Linked DNA regions of Homo sapiens: regions 1, 2 and 3 are each linked to region 4. The links are chromatin contacts, found by Hi-C or POLR2A ChIA-PET in ENCODE. All regions are on one chromosome and are shown on one strand. The core of a region is the stretch at or near the end of the contact, and the rest is flanking DNA. Distances in the headings are between cores, read along the strand shown. Region 1 holds the start of FBXO24 (F-box protein 24). Region 2 holds the start of GNB2 (G protein subunit beta 2). Region 3 holds the start of AGFG2 (ArfGAP with FG repeats 2). Region 4 holds the start of FIS1 (fission, mitochondrial 1).

Region 1 (4,585 bases), core at 1,845-4,344, 660 kb after region 4:
ATAAAGTGTGAATTACTGGTAGGTGACATCTTTATTTCAGGGAGCAGGAGGAAGTTTTCCTATTTGAGGCCCTTTTAGCACTAACTCTGTAGAGAAACACTAGTGAATTCCTCACATTTCAGCAGGCCAAGGCCTCTAGGGATTGGTAGCTCAAGAGTATAGACTCAAAAAACTATAAACTCAGTTTGACAGGTGAGATGGAGAGGTGACTGTGCTAATAATCGTTTAGCTCACAAATGATTCAGCAAACTCTTTAGACTTGTGAAAAAACACATCCAAAAGGAGACTGCAGCCTGGTGCCGGTGGCTAACGCCCGAAATCCCAGCACTTTTGGGTGGCCATGGTGCAAGGATGGCTTGAGGCCATGGGTTTCAAGACCAGCCTGGTCAACATAGACCCTGCGTCTATTAAAAAAAAAAAAAAACTTAAAAATTACCCAGGCGTGGTGATGCACCCCTGTAGTCCCAGCTACACAGGAGGCTGAGGCAGGAGGATTGCTTGAGCCCAGTTTGAGGCAGCAGTGAGCTATGATCGTGCCACTGCACTCCAGCCCGGGCGAGAATGATACCCAGTTTCAAAAAAAACAAACAAAAAAGAAGACTGCTTTTGCTTTCCTGAGGGACAGTAACATCATTGCATGTATAAAGGACAACCTATTAAGGTGGGAGAAAGGGATGGATTTCCTCTGAAAGCTTAGGATTTCTCCCAGGGTCTCTGATATTAGCTTTGTCTTATGTGGGGTGACATTTATCAGGAGAAACAGCAGGGGTCAGGGTTGTGTCTGTCCCACTCAGGCCAGATCTACACCAATAAATCCAAGGAGTGGCTGGCTCTTGCAGGGGCTCAAAGGAGTCCCATCCTGCCAGACCACCAGCCCTCACCACACAGTGTCACAGATCCGTTCATTGACTGCACCAGACTGACCACCCAAATTCCCTTATGTATGGTGCCTAGCCATGGCTAGGCTGGGATGCCTGAGATGGAATTTTAATTCTTCAGCAACTACTCAGGAATATCAACCTCTGAGATGTGAACTAAGGAGAAAGCAACTTCAGTGACTTATTTCTGGGCAACCTACCACATAGGGAGGGGACTGCATTAGGGACTCATGCCACTTAGAAAGGAAGATCTCCAAGTAGACAGAAAGGTATTTTCCATTCCTCTTGCATTTGGGTCCCCTTTATCCACTCCATTTCACCCCAGGAGGCAAACGAGAGGTTGTGAATAGAAAAAGTCCACTGTGGGCCAGGCTTTGTGGCTCACGCTTATAATCCCAGCACTTCGGGAGGCCGAGGTGGGAGCATTGCTTGAGCCCAGGAGTTTGAGATCAGCCTGGGCAACATAGTAGGACCCTGTCTCTACAAAAAATACAATTAGCTGGCATGGTGGTGCGTGCTTGTAGTCCCAGTTACTCGGGAGGCTGAGGTGGGAGGTTGAGGCTGCAGTGAGCTGCGATCAAGCCACTGCACTCCAGCCTGGGCAACAGAGCGACTCTGTCTCAAAAGAAAGAAAAAGTCCACTGTGGGCCGGGTGCGGTGGCTCACGCCTGTGATCCCAGTACTTTGGGAGGCAGAGGCAGGATCGCTTGAGGTCAAAAGTTTGAGACCAGCCTGGGCAACATAGCAAAACCCCATCTCTACAAAAATTGAAAATAAATTAGCCAGGTGCAGTGGTGCCGCCCGTGGTCCCAGCTACTTGGGAGGCTGAGGCAGGAGGATCACTTGAGCCCAGGCATTCAAGGCTGCAGTGAGCCATGACTGCACCACTGCACTCCAGCCTGGGCGACAGAATCAGACCTTCTTAAAAAAAAAAAAAAAAAGGCCGGGCGCGGTGGCTCACGCCTGTAATGCCAGCACTTTGGGAGGCCGAGGAGGGCATATTGCCTGAGCTCCTGAGTTTGCGACCAGCCTGGGCAACACGGTGAAACCCCGTCTCTACTAAAATACAAAAAATTAGCCGGGTGTGGTGGCGGGCGCCTGTAGTCCCAGCTACTCGGGAGGCTGAGGCAGGAGAATTGCTTGAACCCGGACAGTGGAGGTTGCTGTGAGCCGAGATCGCGCCACTGCACTCCAGCCTGGGCGACTGAGCGAGACTCCATCTCAAAAAATAAAAAAATAAAAAGAGGAAGGGAACGGAAGGGAGAGGGAGGGAGGGAGGAAGAGAGGAAGGGAGTGAAAACATCCACTGTGAAAACTGAGGGAGCGGGAAAGGGCTGTGCGTGGAGGATCCAGAGACCTGGTTTCTAGAGCAAGCCAGCTGTCAGGAACTTGCTGTTCGCTCTTGCTAACGCATCAACTTCCCTCTGCCTCAGTTTCTGCATTCGTAGCACCAAGGGCGTGTTCTAGGCGGTGAGATCCTTTCTAAGCCTCTAAAACCCCGTGGTCTGGTCCCCTCTCCATTCCTGTCCAGGGGAGCTCCTCGGGTGAGACGGCAGACCGTGCAACGCTGCACCTACACCCTCCCTCCTCGAGCTGGGCATCTCCAGGCTCTGGGAAGCCCCCCGCCCGCCCCCAGCCCGGGGGTCCCGAGACCCCTGCCAGAGGCTTCACAGTCGGAGGTCCCCCCGCTGCCCCTTCAGCTGCGACAACCGCCAGTGCACTGGCCTCAAGCAGTCGCCCGAATCCCCTCAAGCCCTGGACGCCGGCTAGCCCCCTAACACGTCCAGCTCGCACTCGCCACTGCAGCGGCGAACTGCGTTCCCGGCCGGCCAGGGGCTCCGCGTTCATTCTTAACCTCAGTCTTAAAGTTCTAGCTCACCCGCCTCCTCCTTAGCAAAGGGACCGCCTTCTCGCCCATGCTATTGGTAGGTAGAGCCGTCCCTCAGAGAAGAGGCAGGTCCAGATTCCCTTCGGAGGCTCTAATTGGCCTTCTTGACAGTCACTCGCCTGTATCTGGCTTACGATTGGTCTTTGGGGGACGAGGACTAGGCACCCCCTGCTTGCGGTCCCTCGGCCCGTTTTCCTGCTAGTGGAGTGCCGGTGTCCCCTCCTCTTGGTTGGACCTGATTGGCTCCACCTCCCGATCTGAGCATTGTGATTGGGTGCAGCTGCGCTGGGCGGGACGGCCTGGAGCGTCGGCCGTTGGCGAGCGCTCTATCCTTGTTCCCCTCCCTTCTCTCGTCAGACTCCGGCGCCGGAGCTCCACCCCCACTGACGGGTTCTGATTGGCCGCTTCTGACGCGTCTCGGGGCCACGATTGGTCCGTCCGGTCCCGGACACCGCTCCCTCCCCCTTGAGGCAACTACGGCGGCTCCAAGGAGGGGGTGGGGGAAGGAGGGACGGCCGGTCCCGTCAGTCAGGCAGCGGGAGCCGCCGGGAGCGGATGGCGGCGGCCGTAGCGGCTCCACTCGCCGCCGGGGGTGAGGAGGCGGCAGCCACGACCTCCGTGCCCGGGTCTCCAGGTCTGCCGGGGAGACGCAGTGCAGAGCGGGCCCTAGAGGAGGCCGTGGCCACCGGGACCCTGAACCTGTCTAACCGGCGCTTGAAGCACTTCCCCCGGGGCGCGGCCCGTAGCTACGACCTGTCAGACATCACCCAGGCTGGTGAGTGCAGCCGGGCCCCGGGCCCAACCGGGTCCCTCATTTGCATAGCCCCACCCCGGGCCCCGCCCGGCCCGGGAGTCGGGCCCGCCCCTTCACCTGGCGGCCAGGGTTGCTGCCCCTCCTGATTGCCCTAAACCTGCAGCCATCCTCTCCCATCTTTGAGAACCCCCTAGACAATGAACGTGCTTCTCGTTTGCACAGAACGCCCTGCGCCTCCGAGCGTTGGGAGAGATTCCTCCTTTCTCTTTATTTGCATATCTGCGCACCTGTAGGATGGTCCCGCCCCTCACCTGGTTGGCTTATTTACATGATCTCTTAACCTCAGCTCCAATCGGTCTATGAAGCAGTCCCCACGAGCTCCTCTAATAACTGCTTTCTCTCCCTCTTCATCTACACCTCTTAACCCCCGTCCCACCGAGATCCGAGCAGCCCCGGGCACCCCCTTCCCAGTGACTGGCCCCTAAGCCCGAGGTTTCTGCTTTCTGTGCCGCAACCCCGCCCCCTAAGGTCCTGGCCCTCTCCACTGTCCACGCAGCTCTCCAGCCTATGGGAAAGAAACAAATCTCTACCTCCCCTCACTCTTTTCTCCCTGAGCTCTTCCGCCTATTATCCCCAACCGGCTTATCTGAGATTCCTCCTCCTCCTTCCTAAGCCTGTGAGGTCACTGTGGAGCCTGTGACCTCATAGGGATCTTAGAATTCCCATTTCAGTTTCTGCTTTCCCCCGGGGGAGGGACTTGAGGCCGTTGCTGGAGGGAAGGAAATCTTATCTCCTAGCTGGGAGTGCTGGCCAGCTAGAGACTGTCCTTCCACGCCTCCACCCGCAGGATCTGTCCAACCATGCACCCTCCACCCTGGTGTCTGTGGATGGTAGGGGGTGGGGGACTTAACTGTGACAGGTGAGTCAAGCCTCAGCTACTCAGGAGGCAGCCTATGACCTTGGGCCGGCAGCTGGGGGTGGGGATCAGGATCAGGGAGGAGGACTGCATTCCCGAAGCCTCACCCCAGCCCAGGCCTCTTCCTCCTCTCATCTGCACGGTGGGGG
Region 2 (4,516 bases), core at 1-2,500, 570 kb after region 4:
GACATTTCCCCTCCTTGTAAGTTCAGCTTTCTACGCCAGTGCCAAGGGGTGACCCTCAAAATCGGGGGATGGGGGGTGCGGGCAGAACTCCTTACTCTACCCAACCCCCAGGCCCGCACAAAGCCTCTTCCACCTACTAGCAGCCCAGGCCTGGCGGCACCGCCGGAGGCCCAGGGCAGAAGGAAGCACGGCTGGAGGAAGAAACTGGGGGCGGGGGCGACGTTCTCAGCCCTCGGTCCCCATCACCCCCCAGGGCCCTCAGCAGCCCCCAGACTCTAGGGATATAGCAGCCGGCGCTCCATAGAGAAATGAGGGTGCAACCGCCTCCGCAGGTCTGGCGGGGCTCAGGAGAGTGACGGGAGGGTCCCTGGATCTGGCAGCTGGAAGGCGCGGGCTGGTGCGGCGCTGCGAAGCGCAGTGGGCCTGGCCCTCCAGCCCCTACGACCTCCATTTTGCCTAAAAGAAAGCTGGGCGGGGGGCGGGCGCCTGGGAGCTGGGCTTGGGGTGAGGATCTGTAAAGGGAATAGGGCGCCGAGGGCTCCAGTTTCGGCGAGTGGGGCCAGAAACCACGGGCAGCACCCAAATCGTGGGTAGGGTGGAGACGAAAGGAAGGGTGGCGCGCGGCCTTGCCTGCTTCTCCCCGATTTTGGAGTTGTGCAAGGCGAGGGCCGGCAGGGGTGCGACAGTGGAGGACACGAGGGGTGCTCCCCGGGGGCAGGCGGGAGGGTGGCGGTGGGGAAAGGGGGCGGGGCGGGGCCTAGAGGAAGCCCGGAATTTAGCCCCCCAACTTCCGAGGGAGCAAGAGGCAGTCGGGGCTGGGCTGGGGTCTGGGGTCGGGCAAAAACTTCGCTGATGGTGCGGGGAAGCGCACGCACGGTGGGGGGCGAGGGTTCCCCAGTTCCCCTTCCGGGTTTGGGAGCGACCGGGCAAGAGGGGAAGGGAGCGGAGGTCTGGGGAGTTACGTCCGCTCCCAGGAGGCCAGCCCCGGGAGACCGAAGGAAGAGAGGTTCCCCTGGGGGAAATTGGGGCTGGGGGGCGAGAGGACTCCTTTTGCCAGCGAAGGTACCTGTGGCGGTGGGACTCTGCGGCGGAGGTCGCTGGCGGTGCGCGGGCGGCGCTGTCTTCCTCCGCGGCGGAGGCGGCGGCGGCGGCGGCGGCGGCGGCGGCGGCGGCGCGGATGGATTTCCTCAGTGGCCCCAGCCCCGCCGCCAGCGCTGCCTCCCCAGAGCGGAGGGATCCCGCCCGCCAGTGACGCGGCTGCCGCCGCCGCGCCCAGGACCCGGCTGGGCGAGACCAACTGCCTCGCACTTGGGGGAAGCCAGGAGACAAAACCCCACCGAGGGAGCAAAGACGGGCCCAGTCGCTCCCAAGGTTCTCACCCTACGCTTTGTGGACGCAAACCGTACTCAAAGGGTTTGCTTCACGGAAAGGAGTAAGACATCCCCCCTCTGGGACTGGAGGAGGTGGTACTGGCATATGAGGAGGGTGAGACCGCTCGCTGGTCACGTGATCAGCCTCCCGCCCCGCCTGGAATGGGTGGCTCCAGACTGGGAAGGGGAGTTCGACGCCCCAGTTCCCGGTTGGGCCACGCCCCGGCCCTGAGGAGGCCACGCCCCTCACCAGGGGGCGGAGCTAAAGAGACCTGGACGGGGCCGGCCTCGAGGCTGCTGGAAGAAGAAGCGCGATTCCGAGAAAGTCCCCGAGCGGGAGTGGGTAGGGGCTGATGCGGGCGCCCCGGGAATGCCATGAGAAGGGTCGTGTCCAGGCATTTCCTCAGCCTCGCCCACTGGGCCTTTGTAGACCCCCTTTCAGGGCTTGCCACTGAAATAACAACTCATTTATTGAGAGCCACACTTTTTTTTTTTGAGACGGAGTCTCTCTCTGTCGCCCAGGCTGGAGTGCTATCTCAACTCACTGCAACCTCCGCCGCCCGGGTGCAAGCGATTCTCCTGCCTCAGCCTCCTGAGTAGCTGGGACTACAGGCGTGTGCCACCACACCCGGCTAATTTTTTGTATTTTTAGTAGAGACGGGGTTTCACGGTGTTAGCCAGGATGGTCTCCATCTCCTGACCTCGTGATCTGCCTGTCTCGGCCTCCCAAAGTGCTGGGATTACAGGCGTGAGCCACCGCGCCTGGCCCGACACTTATTTTTTAATTGGAGTACAGTGACGCGATTGTAGGTCACTGCCACCTCAATCTCCTCGGCTCAAGTGATCTTCCTGCCTCAGCCTCCCTAGTACCTGGGACCACAGGCGTGCCCCAGCCACCATGCCCAGCTAATTTTTAAATTTTTGGTAGAGGTGGGGTCTTGCTATGCTGCCCAGGCTGACATATGTTAAGTCTCACAATACTGGGAAATTAAGTGCTAACATTCTCCCCATTTTCTTTTCTTTTCTTTTTTTTTTTTTTGGAGACAGGGTCTCACTCTGTCGCCCAGGCTGAAGTGCAGTGGCATGATCTCGGCTCACTGCAACCTCCGCCTCCTGGGTTCAGGCGATTCTCCTGCCTCAGCCTCTGGAGTAGGTGGGATTACAGGCGCCCGCCACCATGCCCAGCTAATTTTTTTTTGTATTTTTAGTAGAGACGAGGTTTCACCATGTCGGCCAGGCTGGTCTCAAACTCCTGACCTCAGGTGATGTGCCCGTCTCGGCCTCCCAAAGTGCTGGGATTACAGGCGTGAGCCACCGCGCCCAGCCTTCTCCCCATTTTCTAATAGTGGAAAGAGACCTGAGGCTGCAGAGTTTAGATATGAACCCAGGCAGCCAAAACTTTACTGTACATTCCAGTTTATCTGTATGAGCCTCTAGATGAACCCCTTCCTCCAGGGACCTTGCCTGTAAAGGGACAAGAACGTAGGTCTAGGCCTCAGTTTCCACATCTGTTAAATGGGGATGTTGACAGCATCTGCCCTCCAAGTCCCGGATTCTTACTGAGAACCCCATCGATTGTGGAAATGCTTTGGGAAGTTCAAGGCAACGAATAGCCTTCACTGAGTCCTTGTAATTTGAAAGTATCAAAACACGCAGCCATAAGAAAGAACGAGATGGGGCTCACGCCTGTAATCCTAGCACTGTGAGAGGCCGAGGCGGGTGGATCACTTGAGGTCAGGAGTTTGAGACAAGCCTGGCCAATATGGTGAAACCCCGTCTCTGCTAAAAATACAAACATTAGCTGGGCGTGGTGGCACACACCTGTAATCCCAGCTACTCAGGAGGCTGAGGCAGGAGAATTGCTTGAACCCGGGAGGCGGAGGTTGCAGTGAGCCAAAATCACACCACTCACTGCACTCCGGCCTGGGCAACAGAGCAAGACTTTGACTCAAGAAGAAGAAAGAAAGACAAAAGAAGAAAAAGTAAAAGAAAGAAAAGGAGGGAAGGAAGGGAAGGAAAGAAAAAAAGAAAGGAAAGAGAAAGGAAGAGAGAAAAAAGAAGAAATCATGTCCTTTGCAGCAACATGGATGCAGAAAAGAGAGAGAGAGAGAAAGAGAAAGAAAAGAGAGAAGGAAGGAAGGGAAAGAAAGAAAGAAGAAACAAAAGAAAAGAAAAGAAGAAGAAATCGTGTCCTTTGCAGTAACATGGATGCAGCTAGAGGCTTTTATCCTAAGTGGATAAATTTCTGCAGGAACAGAAAACCAAACACTGCATGTTCTCACTTATAAGTAGGAGCTAAACACTGGGTACTCATGAACATAAAGATGGGAACAATAGACACGGGGGATTACTAGAGGGGGGAAGGGTTGAAAAACTACCTATTGGGTACTGTACCCCAGGTGACGGGATCAATTGTACCCCAAACTTCAGCATCACAAGATATACCCATGTACATGGGTACATTCATGTGCACATGAGTCAGAATCTAAAAAGATGAAATTATATTTTAAAAAGTATCAAAACATACTCTTCATTTAGTCTCTGTGAAAGACATTACAAATCACTTTTCAAAAACAATTGTTTTTTCTTTTTTCTTTTTTTTTTTTTTCTGAAATGGAGTCTTGCTCTGTCACCCAGAGCTGGAGTGCAATGGCACAATCTCGGCTTACTGCAACCTCTGCCTCTTGGGTTCAAGCGATTCTCCTGTCTCAGCCTCCCGAGTAGCTGGGATTATAGGAGCATGCCACCAGGCCTGGCTAATTTTTGCATTTTTAGCAGAGATGGGGTTTCATGTTGGCCAGGTTGGTCTTGAACTCCTGACCTCGTGATCTGCCCGCCTCGGCCTCCCAAAGTGCTGGGATTACAGATGTCAGCCACCGTGCCCAGCCTACAATTGTTTTTTCCAAATCGAATATGTTATGAACATAGTAGTTGTCTTTGTAATGGGTACACACACTCACACACACAGAATGATCTGCCTGGTGGGGCAGGGAATTGTAAACATGCCAAAGGGAAAATGAAAAAAGAATCCTGTAGGTTTTCATTATTTTAGGCAATTATGTCCATATCACTTACAAAGCTATTGCCAAATCTGTCTAAGGAAGCAGAGTTTGAAGGTGGGCCGGGGGGGACATCTGGGAGAAATT
Region 3 (4,630 bases), core at 1,334-3,833, 710 kb after region 4:
TCCTTTTTTTTTTTTTTTTGTGAGACAGAGTCTCGCTCTGCGACCCAGACTGGAGAGTGCAGTGGTGCGATCTCGGCTCATTGCAACCTCCACCTCTTGGGTTCAAGCAATTCTCTTGCCTCAGCCTCCTAAGTAGCTGGGATTACAGGCACCTGCCACCATGCCTGGCTAATTTTTGTATTTTTAGTAAGAGATGAGATTTCGCCATGTTGGCCAGGCTGGTCTCGAAACTCCTGACCTCAAGTGATCTGCTCACCTTGGCCTCCTATACATACTGAGCCACCGAGCCCGACCCCTATACATACTCCTAAACGTTGCTCAATCTCTCCCCAGAGTTCTTCACCCACTCTCGAGTCTCTATCCTCTTGCTTCATTTCAGTCCATCTCAGTTTATGACACATTACTGTTTGGGTTCTCAATCATTATCCCAAGAGCCACGATGACTTTTACTTAGACCAAAGTCAAGTTCATCCTTACAACCCACAAGTGAGGTTGATCAGAACCCAGAGAGAAGTTTAGCAAAGGAGGTTAAAACGAAGTAAATAATTCCAAACGGTATCTTGAGAAAACTAAATCCTCATTGCTGGTCTGCCATGATCATCACTAATATCAAACAACAAATGTTGGAAACCGCAATGCCCATATGGCACTGGATAAGTTACGAAACCTCTCTTTGCTTCTGTTCTCCCATCTGTCTTGCAAGAACAATAGTGCTCGCTCCCTGGCTCCTAAAGGTATCAAGACAGGGAAAGCTTTTTTTTTTTTTTTTTTTTTTGAGACAGTGTCTTGCTCTGTCGCCAGGCTGAAGTGCAGTGGCGCAATCTCAGCTCACTGCAACCTCCACCTCCCGGGTTCAAGTGATTCTCCTGCCTCAGCCTCCCAAGTAGCTGGGAGTACAGGTGCGCGCCACCACACCCAGGTAATTTTTGTATTTTTAGTAGAGATGGGGTTTCACCATGTTGGCCAGGATGGTCTCGATCTCTTGACCTCATGATCTGCCTGCCTCGGCCTCCCAAAGTGCTAGGATTACAGGCGTGAGCCACAGCGCCTGGCTGGAAAGCATTTTTTAAAAAACAAAACAAAAACAACAGTGTCTTAAAATAAGACTAAAAAATTGTCAAAATAAATCCCTTGACAAACTTATTAAAAAACAGAGATCCAGGCCTGATATCAGATGTTAATCATGCATCTAACCAAATAATATCTTAATTTGGGAGTAGGAGGAGTGCAGAGGGGAGTGGAGGGGGCTTTACTATATAACCAGAAATCTAGGCTAGAATTGTGGCTGTAAATTCACTCTGGCATGACCGAACAGTACCAATGCCAAGAGTAGCACTCAGATGATGCACCAAAGCCCCCCCAAAATCTAGAGTTTCCTGGATGCTACCACCAGGATCCAGTCATGGCAACAGGGATCTTAAAGGTGTAAATGATTAACCTTCAGGATGGCTCACCTAGACGTGCAAACGTTTGAAAAAGCTAAGCTCTCTACCAGGGTAACCCATTGGCTCTCATCTCTTAGATTTCGTAAGAGTTTTACCTTCTGGGTAACATTTCAAAGCCCTGCTAAGATTAGTATCTACACCTGAACTCTGGACCATGGCTCCCTTCCAGCCACTATCTCTAGGCTGTCAATCGGGGTTAATTCGCTTTTTTTTTTTTTTTTAATCCTGTACTCTAATCATAGGAATTTCAACCAAGTTTCAGCTGGCTTCTGCATCTCACACTCCAGCAGGGACACAAGCCCGAAGGAAGAAAGGTGCCCGTCCATCTCCAGGCCGGCTTTCCCCACCTTTTTCCTTTTTGCTTTCCACCTGCATGAAGTTCCCTCTAAAGGTGCATGTCATTTTCTGGCCCTTTAAGTCCCGACACCCCATCCCACTCCGAGTTCCCTTCCATCCTCCGCACTTTCTCCCTCCCCACTTGCAGTTTGCCTCGACCCCCTCGGGGAGTTTCTCGGTCCCTCTCCGGGCGTCTTTCTGCACCCGTACCCTTCTCTCCGCAGAGCGACTCCGGCCTTGCTTCCTCTCCCCTGCCCTTTCCCCTCCCCACCACACCGCTGCAGCAGACGACCCCGTCCCCACAGCCGGCGCGTTCCCTGACCTCCCCTCCGCCCCTCACCTCGGCCCCCTTCCCTCGCGCCCCGGAGCCCCGGCCTCCCCACCCCGCCCCCGGGTCCCCCCACGCCGACCTCGGCCACTCCCTCCCGGTCACTCACAGGAGGCCGGAGCAGGTGGTGCACACGAAGCTGCCCACGGTGATATCCACGTAGGTGACCCCGCGCTGGGCGCACTCGAAGCAGTGGCGGTTCCCGGCCTGGCTGCAGCCACCCAGCTCCCGCACCCGACGGCACCACACCTCCGAGGCCGCCTCCGCCTCCGCCTTGCCCCCGCTGACCCCGCCGCCCGGGCCCGGGCCCTTCTTCGCCGCCATCACCATCGCTGCCCACTCCCTCCCCGCTAGTCAGCAATCACCCCTTCAACCACTGCCGCCTTCCCGCCTCCTCAGCCGCCTCCGCACGCCCGGCTCCCCTGACAGAAGCTCGGGAGCGGGCGGCATCCGCAGGAGACTTCGCCGTCCACCACCCTCCTTGCCCGTCCTGCACACTGATTGGCTAGGTTTCTCCCACCTCCTTACTCCGATTGGCCCTCCCTGGGACGGCCTCCGGTTGCTGGAGCCGCCAATGCCCCGCCCCACCGCCTTCAGGCCTCAGGCCTCTCCTATTGGCCGGCAGAGACCCCAGCAGCGAGAACCGTGCGTGCCCTCTCCTTGTCCCCGCCCCCTCTCGCCGCTGCCTCCACCGTGGCCCGCCTCCTAGTTCCGATTGGTGAGTCCTCGGCACTCGGGCTCCGACGCTAATTTTGATTGGCTGGCGGGGCTGCAAAGTTAGCGCGCGAGACAGAGGAGGTGCCCCGCGCGTGCGTAGCTGTCGTCCTCCCGACTGATGACGTTAATTCCCGGCAAATTTCAAAGGCTTACTCTAGACTGTGTAGAGTGTCATGCAAAGCCGAAGAGAAGTGGCCATGTGAGGGGCTGAGCAGGAGGGGGAAAGAAGAGAGCGCTTAAGGGAGAGAGGGAGAGGGAGCAAGAGTGCTTTACTAGACCAGTGCTCTAATTCCTGAGCCACAGAGCGAAGGGAGTGCTTTATAAATGTCATTTCATTCGCTCCGCCTATCCCAGAGGTGGAATCCCCATTTTACACCCTTAGGTTCAACAACTTGCGGCAGATCACACGAGTGCGTGGCCCAGGATTCCACTCTGGGTCTTCCAACTTTAGAAACCCTGCCTTTAACCCTCCTAGTAGGTGGACTATTATTCGATTATTCATTTAACAAACACTGAGTGTCTGCTAGGTTTCAGGCACGTTCTAGACACTGGGAATAGAATACAGCAGCGAAGCAATCAAACAAAATATTCTTATAGAGCTTAGTTTCTAGTAGGGGGAAGCAAACAATACACAAATTAAAGAATCACCAGTTAGTAATAAATCCTACGCAGAGAATTAAAATCACATCTTGGAAAAGACTTTTTGGGTACTTTTTTAATTTTTTAATTTAATTTTAATTTTTTGAGATGGAGTCTCACTCTGTTGCCCAGACTGGAGTGCAGTGGCACGATGTCAGCTCACTGCAACCTCTGCCTCCTGGGTTTAAGCAATTCTCATGCCTCAGTCTCCTGAGTAGCTGGGATTACAGGCGGCCACCACCACCCCCAGATAATTTTTGTATTTTTATTATTATGATTATTATTATTTGAGATGGAGTCTCGCTCTGTCGCCCAGGCTGGAGTGCAGTGGCACGATCTCGGCTCACTGCAAGCTTCGCCTTCTGGGTTCACGCCATTCTCCTGCCTCAGCCTCCCGAGTAGCTGGGACTACAGGCACCCGCCACCACGCCTGGCTAATTTTTTTGTATTTTCAGTGGAGACGGGGTTTCACCGTGTTAGCAAGGATGGTCTCGATCTTCTGACCTCGTGATCCGCCGGTCTTGGCCTCCCAAAGTGCTGGGATTACAGGCGTGAGCCACCGCGCCCGGCCAATTTTTGTATTTTTAGTAGAGACAGGATTTCACCATGTTGGCCAGGCTGGTCTCAAACTCATGGCCTCAAGTGAGCCTCCCGCCTTGGCGTCCCAAAGTGCTGGGATTACAAGCATGAGCCACAATGCCTGGCCACCTGTTGGGTACTTCAGATTGGGTTGGTCACCATTTTTAAAACAATTACTTTTTTTTTGAGACAGGGTCTCGCTTTATCACCCAGGCTGGAGTGCAGTGACACAATCATGGCTCACTGCAGCCTCAACCTTCTGGACTCAAGTGATCCTTCCACCTCAGCCTTCCAAGTAGCTGGGAGTACAGCTGTGCACCACCATGCCTGGCGAATTTTTAAAAATTTTTTGTAGAGATTGGGTCTCACTATATTGCCCAGGCTGGTCTGGACCTCCTGGGCTCAAGTGATCCGCCCACCTCAGCCTCCATCTCCCAGGTTCAAGCGATTCTCCTGCCTCAGCCTCCCAAGTAGTTGGGATTACAGGTGCGTGCCACCATGTCCAGCTAATTTTTGTATTTTTAGTAGAGATGGGGTTTCACCATATTGGCCAGGCTGGTCTTGAAGTCCTGACTTCAAATGATCC
Region 4 (4,511 bases), core at 1,912-4,411:
ATTAAGCATGGCTAGATCCTAACGGACCTTGAAGGCTGTGTTTGTTTTAAGGGCAATGAGAAGGCATGAAAGGGTTTTTTTTTCAGACGGAGTCTCGCTCTGTCACCCATGCTGGAGTGCAGTGGCGTGATCTCGGCTCACTGCAAGCTCCACCTCCCGGGTTCACGCCATTCTCCTGCCTCAGCCTCCCGAGTAGCTGGGACTACAGGCGCCCGCCACCACGCCCGGCTAATTTCTTTTTTGTATTTTTGGTAGAGACGGGGTTTCACCATGTTAGCCAGGATGGTCTCGATCTCCTGACCTCGTGATCTGCCCGCCTCGGCCTCCCAAAGTGCTGGGATTACAGGCGTGAGCCACCGCGCTCAGCCATTGGGTGTAAAATTAACAGGGACTACTTTCTATCACTATGTCGGAGGTGGATGACTATGCTAACTAGACTTGAAAAGCTACAGACTACGGATCTCTTCATTGGCACACAACTGAGCCACCTGAGTAAATCACTCTCCCTTCATCCCTTGTTGACATTCAGCAAATCCTGATGGTGCTTCTGCCATGCACCAGGCCTCTACCAAGGGCTGCAGCAAATATAAACATGACTGTGGTTCAGGCTGCCCCCCAAAAAGGAGCCTCCTAATAGAAGGAGTGCCCCCTTCATCTTCCTGTGTCCCCTGCCCTGCCAGTGTTTGCCTCCCGTCTTCAGTCCTGTTTTCAGTCACCTGCTTCATATCGTGTCCATCTTTTTTATTTTTTATTTTTTTAGAGATGGAGTTTCGCTCTCGTTACCCAGGTTGAAGTGCAGTGATGGGATCTCGGCTCACTGCAGCCTCCACCACCTGGGTTCAAGCGATTCTCCTGCCTCAGCCTCCCAAGTAACTGGGATTACAGGCACCCACCACCATACCCGGCTAATTTTTTTTGTGTGCATATATATATATATATATTTTTTTTTTAATTAAAAAGTAAACTTTAATGTTGAAAATGCAAACTTGGGGAGGGCAGAAAGATCACATACAAGGCTGTCACTTCACACTTGGAAGGTTGCACAGCGGCTGGGCAGAGGTGCATTTTTTGTATTTTTAGTAAAGATGGGATTTCATCATGTTGGCCAGGCTGGTCTCGAACTCCTGACCTCAGGTGATCCACCCGCTTTGGCCTCCCAAACTGCTGGGAATACAGGCGTGAGCCACTGCACTCAGCCCTAGTGTCCTTTGTGCCACCCCAAGGCCCAGGCAAAATTAGGTGCTGTATACTTCTCTGAATGAACATGAAGTTTTCCCCTTGAGGCTTATGCTAGTGGGCAGCCAGTTCCCCAACCTGGGGATTCTCTCAAGGCTTACAGAGCTTACTGTATCAGTCATTTCAACCATCCACGCCAAATAGGGAAGAATAACTCTTGTCTTTCTAACTCACGAGACTATTATGAGGAGAAAAATATTAGAGGCTTGGCTGGGCACGGTGGCTCACGCCTGTAATCCCAGCACTTTGGGAGGCCGAGGCAGTCTGATCACCTGAGGTCAAGAGTTTCAGACCAGCCTAGCTGACATGGTAAAACCCCATCTCTGCTAAAAATACAAAAATTAGCTGGGTGTGATGGCCGGCGCCTGTAATCCCAGCTACTTGGGAGGCTGAAGCAAGAGAATCGCTTGAACCCAGGAGGCGGAGGTTGCAGTGAGCCGAGATTGTGCCACTGCGCTCCAGCCTGGGTGACAGAGCGAGAAACTGTCTCGGAAAAAAAAAACAAAAAACAAAAAACAACCTGGGTGTGGTGGTGCACACCTGTAGTCCCAGCTTCTTGGGAGACTAAGGCAGGAGGATTACAGGAGCTCAGGAGGTCAAGGCTGCAGTAAGCTCTGATTGTGCCGCTGCATGCACTCCAGCCTGGGCCACAGAATGAGACCCTGTCTCTAAAAAATAATAAAAATTAAAGGGGCTTTGCAAACGCGGAAGGTGTCTGGATGATTATCCCCTGCATGTGCAGTGCCTTGTTTACAATTAATTTGCTTTTTCCGTGTTTATTCAACAAATATTTATTGAGCCCTCACTCTCTGCCAAGCCCTGTGCTAGATGCTGGATAAGCAAGGTAAGTCTCTGCCCTCAAGGAACTTACACTCCAATGTGACTCAAGGGGAAAAGAATTTGAAAGTTGCTACTTACCCAGTCCCCTCACTGCACAGAAACTGAAGCCAGAGGTGTCCACACCTTTCTCCTTCCCATGCTCTGATAGCTCCTCACTGCTAAGCTCCCCATTGCCCGTGACCCCATGTGGCAGGTTTCCCGCCTGGGGTGCACTCCCAAAATGGTTTATGTAAATAATATTGAAAATTGGACCTTCTCTGCCAATAATGGGGCCGTTGCTTTTTGAAAAACTTCCCGTTGATAGTGTCTCCTATGACTACCCCTGTGTGGCTGTGTGGTTTACAGATCCAGTTGCCTCTGCTCTTGCATTGTGAGAGTCAGCAGAGGCCCAAGAAACCCCGATACTAGTTTGCTGCTGTTGGTGGGTTTTTTGAGACAAGGTCTCTGTCGCTCAAGCTGGAGTGCAGTGGCGCGATAACTCACTGCAGCCTCGAACTCCCGGACTCAAGCGATCCTCCTGCCTCAGCCGCCCCAGTAGCTGGGAGTACAGGTGCACGCCACCACGCCGGTTGATTTTTTTAAAAATTTTGTAGAGATAGGGTCTCGCTATGTTGCTCAGGCTGGTCTTGAACTCCTGGCCTCCAGCGATCTTCCCGCCGCGGCCTCCCAAGTTGTTGGGCTTCGGACGTGAGCTACGCGCCGGGCTCCCGGTTCTAGTTAAGATTTTGTTGCAGGCGATGAATAGTCACGTGGCCTCCAAGGTCCTAGATTTCTGAGGGGCGTCAGCTTGGCACCCTAATGTACTGTGATCTCTGGTCAGCTACCCACCCTCTTTTTGCTGTTTTCATCCTGGGGGCTAACCGCCAAGACATGGCCTCCAGTTTCCCTAGGGAAGCCTCCACAGAGGAAGGCACCGGCTGAGGCACCTGGGAAGACCAACCTGGGGAAGGTCTCCCTGCGCGCAGTCTGCGGGCTGGAGGGACCGGCCGAGCCTGCGCACTAGCGCCCCGCCGGCGCTGCTGAACTGAGAGGAAGGGGCGGGGCGTCGCCAGGTCGTGCCAGCATCCGCCGGACGCCGGAAGTGGTTCTCCGCCCCTGCCACTGGGCCATGGAGACTGTGGCACAGTAGACTGTAGTGTGAGGCTCGCGGGGGCAGTGGCCATGGAGGCCGTGCTGAACGAGCTGGTGTCTGTGGAGGACCTGCTGGTGAGGCCTGGCCCGGACAGAGGGAAAGGGAAGGTCGGAGGGCGGGTCCTGAGGAGAGTCAGGTAGGGGCCGAACCCTCCTCCCGGCATCGGCTTGGCCGAGGGAAGCCGAACTACGGCTCCCGGCAGCCTCCACAGCGCCTGGCTCCTGCCCGGAGGGCCTGCTATGCCGCAGAGGCTCCTGGGAGTTGTAGTGTCCTGAGCCCCCCACACCTCAGACTACGGGCCTGGAGCCCGACCGTGGTTAGACTGACGGGATCTGGGATCATGCAGGAGCTGTGAGCTCAGGGCGCTCCTCCAGCGGTGGAGGAATACAGTGACCATCATAAGGTGTCACCTATTACTGCGTCCGGCACGGTGCTAAGGCATCGCATGCCAGATCTCAGTCTTTGTAGCTCTAGGAGGTAGGCACTACTTCTATTCCTGGACAATAAAAGGTCCAGGCCCGGCAGGGTGGGGCAGGATGGGGCCAGCAGCCTCAAATGAGGACCGCGTGGGCTGTTGAGCAGTTCTGACAGCGTGTTTACTGTTCGGCCGCCGGGGTCAGCTGCTCCGGGAGCGGTGCCTGGAGCTGCCACCAGGTGGCATCTCCGCTCGGTACCGCCGCGGGGAGGGGAGACCGGGGGCCTCTGTCCCAAGAGCTGGCCCGCAGGCCCGGAGGAGCCGAAAGCCTGGGTCCCGGGCATGGAGATAGCAGAAGCTGGGGTGCCAGATACCGAGACCTGCGAGGGAAAGGGGCAGAGCCAGGGAGATGGCATGTCCAGATAGAGAATGGTTGACGCCCTACATTTCTAAATGATTCCTTTCCTCCCCTGTGGCAGAAGTTTGAAAAGAAATTTCAGTCTGAGAAGGCAGCAGGCTCGGTGTCCAAGAGCACGCAGTTTGAGTACGCCTGGTGCCTGGTGCGGAGCAAGTACAATGATGACATCCGTAAAGGCATCGTGCTGCTCGAGGGTGAGGCGCTGTACTCTCCCTTTCCCGCTGCCATCTGGGCTGCTCTGCGATGTGGGCCCCGTAGTCCAGGCACCTCTGAGTTGTCTCCGGTAGATTTACTGCACCAAGGGCTATACTTAGCTTGACGTCTCCCAGTGAACTTTTGGCTACTTACCGCCCACCATTGTTTTGCCAGACAGAGTGTAGCATGTCAGTTCCCCCAGGACTGTCTTGATCTGGGAAAGTGACTTGAGGTCACCCAACTAATCAGTTAATGGCTGAATTGGGACTAGAAGC

Evidence for each region. A loop is a pair of places that touch in the nucleus more often than their neighbours do. ChIA-PET counts read pairs that join two places held with the same protein, here RNA polymerase II (POLR2A). Pooled maps may share reads with other maps.
Region 1: a loop to region 4 is called in a map of CD14-positive monocyte, with 5 times the contacts of the local background. The contact joins the promoter of FBXO24 here to the promoter of FIS1 in region 4. A Hi-C loop is called at or near these places in 1 of 168 maps with a recorded cell type or tissue (CD14-positive monocyte), 2 of 37 single-sample maps with no recorded cell type and 7 of 50 pooled maps. POLR2A ChIA-PET finds 5 or more read pairs at or near these places in 3 of 52 experiments (HepG2, IMR-90 and OCI-LY7).
Region 2: a map of naive thymus-derived CD4-positive, alpha-beta T cell shows a loop between it and region 4 (4-fold over the local background). The contact joins the promoter of GNB2 here to the promoter of FIS1 in region 4. A Hi-C loop is called at or near these places in 2 of 168 maps with a recorded cell type or tissue (gastrocnemius medialis and naive thymus-derived CD4-positive, alpha-beta T cell), 2 of 37 single-sample maps with no recorded cell type and 10 of 50 pooled maps. POLR2A ChIA-PET finds 5 or more read pairs at or near these places in 3 of 52 experiments (K562, activated CD8-positive, alpha-beta memory T cell and activated T-cell).
Region 3: a loop to region 4 is called in a map of naive thymus-derived CD4-positive, alpha-beta T cell, with 10 times the contacts of the local background. The contact joins the promoter of AGFG2 here to the promoter of FIS1 in region 4. A Hi-C loop is called at or near these places in 2 of 168 maps with a recorded cell type or tissue (naive thymus-derived CD4-positive, alpha-beta T cell and transverse colon) and 7 of 50 pooled maps. POLR2A ChIA-PET finds 5 or more read pairs at or near these places in 2 of 52 experiments (GM12878 and RWPE1).

What each region holds. Positions count from the first base shown.
Region 1 is chr7:100,584,837-100,589,421 of GRCh38, reverse strand. It overlaps FBXO24 (F-box protein 24), which reads right to left and starts at 3,094. Exons shown (of 10, transcript NM_033506.3): 1 at 2,758-3,094. The coding sequence starts at 2,796. It overlaps LRCH4 (leucine rich repeats and calponin homology domain containing 4), which reads left to right and starts at 3,293. Exons shown (of 18, transcript NM_002319.5): 1 at 3,293-3,541. The coding sequence starts at 3,322. PCOLCE-AS1 (PCOLCE antisense RNA 1) reads left to right here. Exons shown (of 9, transcript NR_038910.1): 9 at 1-21. RefSeq lists silencers at 2,416-2,535, 3,296-3,725, 3,766-3,815 and enhancers at 3,957-4,470, 4,471-4,585.
Region 2 is chr7:100,670,474-100,674,989 of GRCh38, reverse strand. It overlaps GNB2 (G protein subunit beta 2), which reads right to left and starts at 1,250. Exons shown (of 10, transcript NM_005273.4): 1 at 1,067-1,250. RefSeq lists enhancers at 151-230, 431-640 and silencers at 1,071-1,250, 1,501-1,580, 1,591-1,720.
Region 3 is chr7:100,537,156-100,541,785 of GRCh38, reverse strand. It overlaps AGFG2 (ArfGAP with FG repeats 2), which reads right to left and starts at 2,583. Exons shown (of 12, transcript NM_006076.5): 1 at 2,219-2,583. The coding sequence starts at 2,439. RefSeq lists silencers at 2,223-2,522, 2,573-2,852 and an enhancer at 2,732-3,233.
Region 4 is chr7:101,243,731-101,248,241 of GRCh38, reverse strand. It overlaps FIS1 (fission, mitochondrial 1), which reads left to right and starts at 3,161. Exons shown (of 5, transcript NM_016068.3): 1 at 3,161-3,282; 2 at 4,103-4,235. The coding sequence starts at 3,238. RefSeq lists enhancers at 3,138-3,377, 3,468-3,517.